Linked DNA regions of Homo sapiens: region 1 is linked to region 2. Evidence: chromatin contacts called from ENCODE Hi-C data. All regions are on one chromosome and are shown on one strand. Each heading gives the region's core, a stretch centred on a gene start or an enhancer-like site at or near the end of the contact. The rest is flanking DNA. Distances are from core to core; before and after follow the strand shown. Region 1 holds the start of DCBLD1 (discoidin, CUB and LCCL domain containing 1). Region 2 holds the start of RWDD1 (RWD domain containing 1).

Region 1 (2,791 bases), core at 9-2,508, 910 kb after region 2:
CAAAGATCACGAGGGGCCAATGTTTGCCATTGGAGGGGCTGTTGCTTCCTCTCCGCCTCCACGCTTCCCTGCGCTGCACCTCTAGGTGAAACTTCAGCGTGCCGCGCGGTGGTGCGAAGGTGAGGGCAGCGCGCAGAGGAAGTAAACGGGGACTACAGGGGACCAGAGACGTGAGATAGTCCTTAAAATACATATCTAATCTGTCCTCGTCATTTTCCACTGCCACCACCCTATTCAACTACTCGGTGATAACCCTGTAATTCTCCAGTCTCCAATCTGTCCTCCCCAAACCCTTCTCCGCAACTCCTCAAGAGGATCATCGGGTGGAGTCCTTCCCCCTTCTGAACCTTCCGTGGCTGCTCACTACTCCGAGGACCAAGTTAAACATCCTTTAGGTTATTTAGCTGCACGTCCTGGCCCCTACTCTGTACACTAGCTTCTACATCTGGCCGTGTACCCACCTGTTCACTGTGCTCCAGCTACCTGGCCCTTTCCTCCTTCAGCTTCTTTGCACAACTTGTCTGTTTTGGCTCCTGCTTTAATCTCAGCTTTGATGCCACTTAGGCCTTTCCTAGCTGATTCCCGCCCTCACCCCTGTTACCCGCCATCTAATTACAGCTCTCTAAATGTGCTTCAACAGCACCTTTCATGTCACTGATTGCAATTTGCATTGAATACTTGCCTGATTATTTTTGTCTGCAAGTGCCACATGGGTTTAGCCCTGCTCCTGACAAGCACACTGCTGAACTGAGTAACTTTTGAATGAATGAATGAATGAGTGAATAAATCAGTGAAGGTCCTACTTGGCACTGTCATCATCCTATCATCAAAATATTTCGAGTCCCTCGGTGTTGCTATCCCTGGCATGCCCATCCCCGCGGGCTGGCAAAACCCTGGAGGGGGCAGCCTCCCAAGGCACCGCCGCGGGCTCAGCCCATCTAGGAATGACTCCCGCACCACGCGGCGAGGGGCGGGTCCGGCGGCGAGGTGTCCTGCTGCCTAGCAGGTTCACGTGTACTGGTGCAGGTGGGGAGGAAGGCAAGGAAGGAGCGCAGCAGGGCGCGCCAGATACGTGGAGGGGAGCGCGGGCGGCGCCTCGCTCGCCTCCGGCTTCGCCGTCGGTCACTGCCTGGGAACGCGACTTCCTCCTCTAGGGGCCGACGTGCGGGGCGGGGCGGGGCCGGGCGGGAGACGCCCCCGCAGGGCTGGGCTGAAAGCCGCCCCAATGGGATTCGGTGCGGGGCAGCGACTGCGCCCCGTCCCGGCGCCGCGCTCGTCCGCAGAGGAGGCGGCCCGGCCCGGGCAGCTGCGGCTCGGGATCCGTCGAGGGGAGGCCGAGCTTGCCAAGCTGGCGCCCAGCGGGGTCATGGTGCCCGGCGCCCGCGGCGGCGGCGCACTGGCGCGGGCTGCCGGGCGGGGCCTCCTGGCTTTGCTGCTCGCGGTCTCCGCCCCGCTCCGGCTGCAGGCGGAGGAGCTGGGTGAGTGGAGCGCGTCCGGCTGGCGGCGGGACCCGAGGCGCCAGGGGCGGGCTGAGGGCTGCGGGGCGGGCCGGGCCGGGCCGAGGGCTACGGGGCGGGCCGGGCCTGGGGGGACGGAGCGCGGGAGGAAGTCGGGCTCGCCGCCTGCCATCCGCGGAGTCCGGCTCTACCCGCGGGGCTGGGGGTGAAGTAGGTTACTGCATTCCTTGTCGCTCCCCCACCAAACTCCTTCCTTCCCCCAAAACCAGAGAATTAACCTGGCGTCTCTGCACTTTCTCTCCGCCGCCCCCCAGCCCATTTCACTTAGTTTCCAGACTTCCTGACTCTGCTGGCCCCGTGAGAAGTGACCTGACCCCGAGGGTCGCCTTAGGGGACAGCCGTGTGCAGGGCCAGTTCTTTCCAGCTGCCTTTTGACAAAGCCGCTCCTCGGCCGGCGCTGGGCCCTGCCCTCCCTGCCGTCGCTCCTCCCGCGCGGAATTGGAATCCCGGCGTGTGCGTTCGGGGCTCGTGCGGAATGGCCGGGGCACGTTTGCCGAGGTTGGCCTTGGACGCTGGCGAGCAGGCGGTGCTGCCACCTCCTCTCGAGTGTCCTGCTGGCGCCGCAAGTTGGAATCGTGTGGCTTCCTGTGTATTTGAGCCGGTAGACTCTCAACCAGGCTGCTTTTTCTCTGGAGCTGGTCTTTGACTTGGAGTTAGACCTAATTAACCCACAACCGAGTTTACCCTCTGCCTGTCCAGCATATTAAAGCAGCAACCCCCTTTACCAGCCCTGGGTGTCCCTATTTCATTCGTCCTCATTAATTAGTGCTTTTTTTTTTTTAATAGCAAGGGCCAGCTTTCTGCCGAGTTGTTTCAGTGTTTCCTCTCCTCCCTTGCTCCTGGCCGTATATGCCTGAGCTTATTTAATGGCGCTGAGTCTATCCGGAGTACTTTGACAGCTCCCCCAACCACCATGCTTTCTGGTGAAACAAGAATCAAAACTAAAACCAATGCCGGCATTTTTTTCACTGAACTATGCCTCCATTCTGAAACATTGATACTCGAGATGGTGGTGGTGGTTCCTAAGTTTATATTACATACCAGTTTGTTTAAAAAAACAAAATCCCCAAAACCCTAAAGTGATTTTGTCTGGTACTGTAGCACAATACTAGGCAGATTGTAAAATTGTAATAAATACGTAAGATTTTGTTAAATGCGTAGGACTTTTATAATGGATGTTTTAAATATTTTTATTTTTTTCTCAACTCACAGTTTGAAGGTGCACCTTTAATACTATACGTCTGTGAGAATCAGTCCAGCAGTATGTTCCTGTA
Region 2 (3,027 bases), core at 319-2,818:
AACTTCGTCTTTCCAGTTCTTCCAGCCAAAAATCATCCTTGACTCCCCACTTAGGACTTAATGCACTAGCTGTTTCCTCTGGCAGCTCTTTCCTCATAATAAATCAGTATAATTCCTCTGAACTGAGGCGATCCAAAAAAAATGAGCAACTTATACTTGCAAAGTTACTTTATGTATTTTATTTGATTGTCATCATAGTTAGGAGACTCCACTTTTTCATTAAAGTTTAAAAGAACGCCTGAAATCAACCCTTAATACCGTAAACACGGAATCAGTATCAAAGTGTTCCTCTGCTATAGGTAAGCAGCACTCCTCAATAAAAGATCAAGGTGCCTTCTGGTGCTTCAGGGGCTTCATCATTAGGAATCTTTCATTTAAAAAGTGTTCCTCCCACTATACCAGTGAAACCAGCTTTAATACAGAGAAATCAAAACAAAGAAAAATACAGAAAAGTGGGCAACAGCTTTTGAGTATTTTCTTAAAATTTTCCATTTTTCGACTTAGCGCAATAATATAATAAAGGAACATGGGATCCTTTATTATTGTTACCATAGTTTTTAATATCATTTTCATAAAGCTAACCATGTTTATTTAGCCATTTTCTTAGCTTTTGCCATCATGGTTCTTTGAAAATTTTCTTTGTAATTGCTGCAATGATTTTGGAGATCACAGATGCATGCTACTTGCTCAAGTTTATTCTTGGAAGTCGTATTACCAAATTAAAGGTTCTCAACATTTCTCGGGGTACTGCAATTTTTACATTGCATATGATAATTGTTATTACTGAGATCTACATTCCTTTCATCAATTCACAAATACACAATCACAGACATCTTGAGATCTATCATACGTCCAGCTGCGTTCATTTCACAAAATCAGAAGTTAAGCCTAAAGATCTGAACCGAGAAGCCGGACCTCCGGTCTATTTCTCCCTCCTGGATCCACCCCGACTTATTAAGCAGTTAGACCGACCCTTCCATACTCATTCAAGGCAGTGCAGAGCTTTTGCTCCCCTGCCCAGTGGAATCTACACTGGTCCCAGCCTCTCGTCCAACTCCCGTAGGACGCCAAGCAATACGGAGTTCGAGAAGCTCAGAAATCTCCTGAGCCCCACCAGTCCACACTAGGTTGCAAGCCCGCAGCACCTACGCCACGGCGTCAAACCGGAAACCAGAAAAGGTGAAGGCATCGGACGCCCCTCGCCCCAGCCCGGCCACCAGCGACACTATCCTTCACTGACGCGCGATGCCGGCCTTTCAGCCCAGACTCATCGAGCGAGGATGCAGCGCTGAGAGGCTTCTAAGGCTCAGGCCCTGCAAAGCCCAGGAGCCGGCTGTAGGTGTCCTTGGCGAATGCCAGACCGCGCGCACCGTCCCAGCAAGTCCCGAGCGAGTGTGGGACAGGCAGCAAATCAGTGCCCCCTGGCCAGGCAGAACGAGTCGAACGTGGAAGTAGGGAGCAGGCGGAGGCCGGCGCGGAGCTGCAGTTAAGCAAGCCGGGTCTGGCTTTGGGCCCTGGGCCTTCCAGCCGGGGACTCTGCGCCTGCGCCCGCCTGGCCGCCGCCCGCTCTCCCGGCGCGGCAGCTGTCTGGGCTGCTGCGCGCCGCCTAGGTGTCTGGGCGATCTATGGGCAAGAGCAAGGGCCACGATGACAGATTACGGCGAGGAGCAGCGCAACGAGCTGGAGGCCCTGGAGTCCATCTACCCTGACTCCTTCACAGGTGACTCCCGCGGCCGCAAGCCTGTAGCCGCCCCGAGGTGGAGTAGGACGGGCAGGAGCTGCCGCAGCTCTGGGCCTCATAGGTTGGGGTGGAGAAGGGGACCTTGAGGCCGCGCGGCCACCTTGCCCTCCACTCCTCAAGTTCTTCAGTCACTTACCAGCAACCCAGTGACTTTTTCTCCTTCTCTGCTTGTTCCCGGAAATCTAAAAGTCCGGGTGATGTTGGAGGGTGTCAGGCCTGAAAATTGAGTCGGGATTACTTTGGTTTCTGTGTAACCTACAGCAACCTGAGATTTATAATACATTAAGAGAAAAAATACTCCAAGTGCGATTCGTTTTTCCACAGCCGCAAGAATGTTAGTTTTCACATTTTTAGCTTTATTAAGGTAGAAACTGTTTTTCATACGATGCTGTTTTAGTTTATAGGATTCAGAGTGCTGTTTTCAGTTACTCAAATCGGTTTTGAGAGTAGCATAGTCCCTGAAGTCTGTCGGGTTTCTTTTCTTATGAAAAAAAAAAAAATCTGGCATTCAGCAGAATGCCTAATGGATAATGTGGCCCAAATTTCCGTTCTGCTATAAATTCATAGGTTGTTAGATTGGAAGGGAGATTAAACATCATCTATCCTGGGGCTCCTGCTCCAAGCCAAGGTCATGGGGGTTCAGGAAAGCTAAGTGGCTTGCTCTGTACTGTCCGCCAGCGAGTTAGCGGCAGGGCTGGTACTGAGTTATACGTCCAGAACGCTTGCCTGTTCTTTCACTTTCCAGACATATGGGACTTGGGATTCAGCTCCAGCTGAGATTGAGAGAGCAGAAGATTACTTGGTAGGTTGGGCTAATGTAAAATATTATAATGAGAAGTTCATTAGGTATAATTTAGAGGACGAGATTTCTCTATTAAGCCATGCTTCGGATGATTATAAAAATGCTACATAACTATATCAATATGGCTCCTCTGAGATTTGAGAAGCGGTCAAATAAAGCCAATATGAGTGAGTAGAACCTAGGTGTGTGCATTTACATTCCCCATCCTTTCCTTTGAGTGTTGCCTATCGTTGATAGTCAGAATTTATAGTGTAAGGTATATTACTTTAACTTATAAATTCCAACCCCTCTCCCTTTCATTGTTTAGCTTAGTTTTCTTGGCTTCACCTTTTGACCACTGCTTGCAATGGTAGCAAATTTTGTTCTGCTTTGCCAACAGGCAGATGTCTCTCAGCTATCCCTGTATAGCTCCAGTCCTGTTCATGTTCTCTCTCACCAGCAGTACATCTGTGCTGTGAGGATGTTAAGGGGATGAGTGAAGAGG

The links. Hi-C counts contacts between places; a loop is a spot of excess contacts on that map. Pooled maps may share reads with other maps.
Region 1: a loop to region 2 is called in a map with no recorded cell type, with 10 times the contacts of the local background. The contact joins the promoter of DCBLD1 here to the promoter of RWDD1 in region 2. A Hi-C loop is called at or near these places in 3 of 37 single-sample maps with no recorded cell type and 8 of 50 pooled maps.

What each region holds. Positions count from the first base shown.
Region 1 is chr6:117,481,416-117,484,206 of GRCh38, forward strand. It overlaps DCBLD1 (discoidin, CUB and LCCL domain containing 1), which reads left to right and starts at 1,259. Exons shown (of 15, transcript NM_001366458.2): 1 at 1,259-1,478. The coding sequence starts at 1,367. RefSeq lists a silencer at 1,135-1,714 and enhancers at 2,075-2,154, 2,165-2,214, 2,245-2,294.
Region 2 is chr6:116,569,936-116,572,962 of GRCh38, forward strand. It overlaps RWDD1 (RWD domain containing 1), which reads left to right and starts at 1,569. Exons shown (of 7, transcript NM_015952.4): 1 at 1,569-1,720. The coding sequence starts at 1,648. RefSeq lists enhancers at 964-1,143, 1,174-1,503, 1,724-1,823 and a silencer at 1,544-1,623.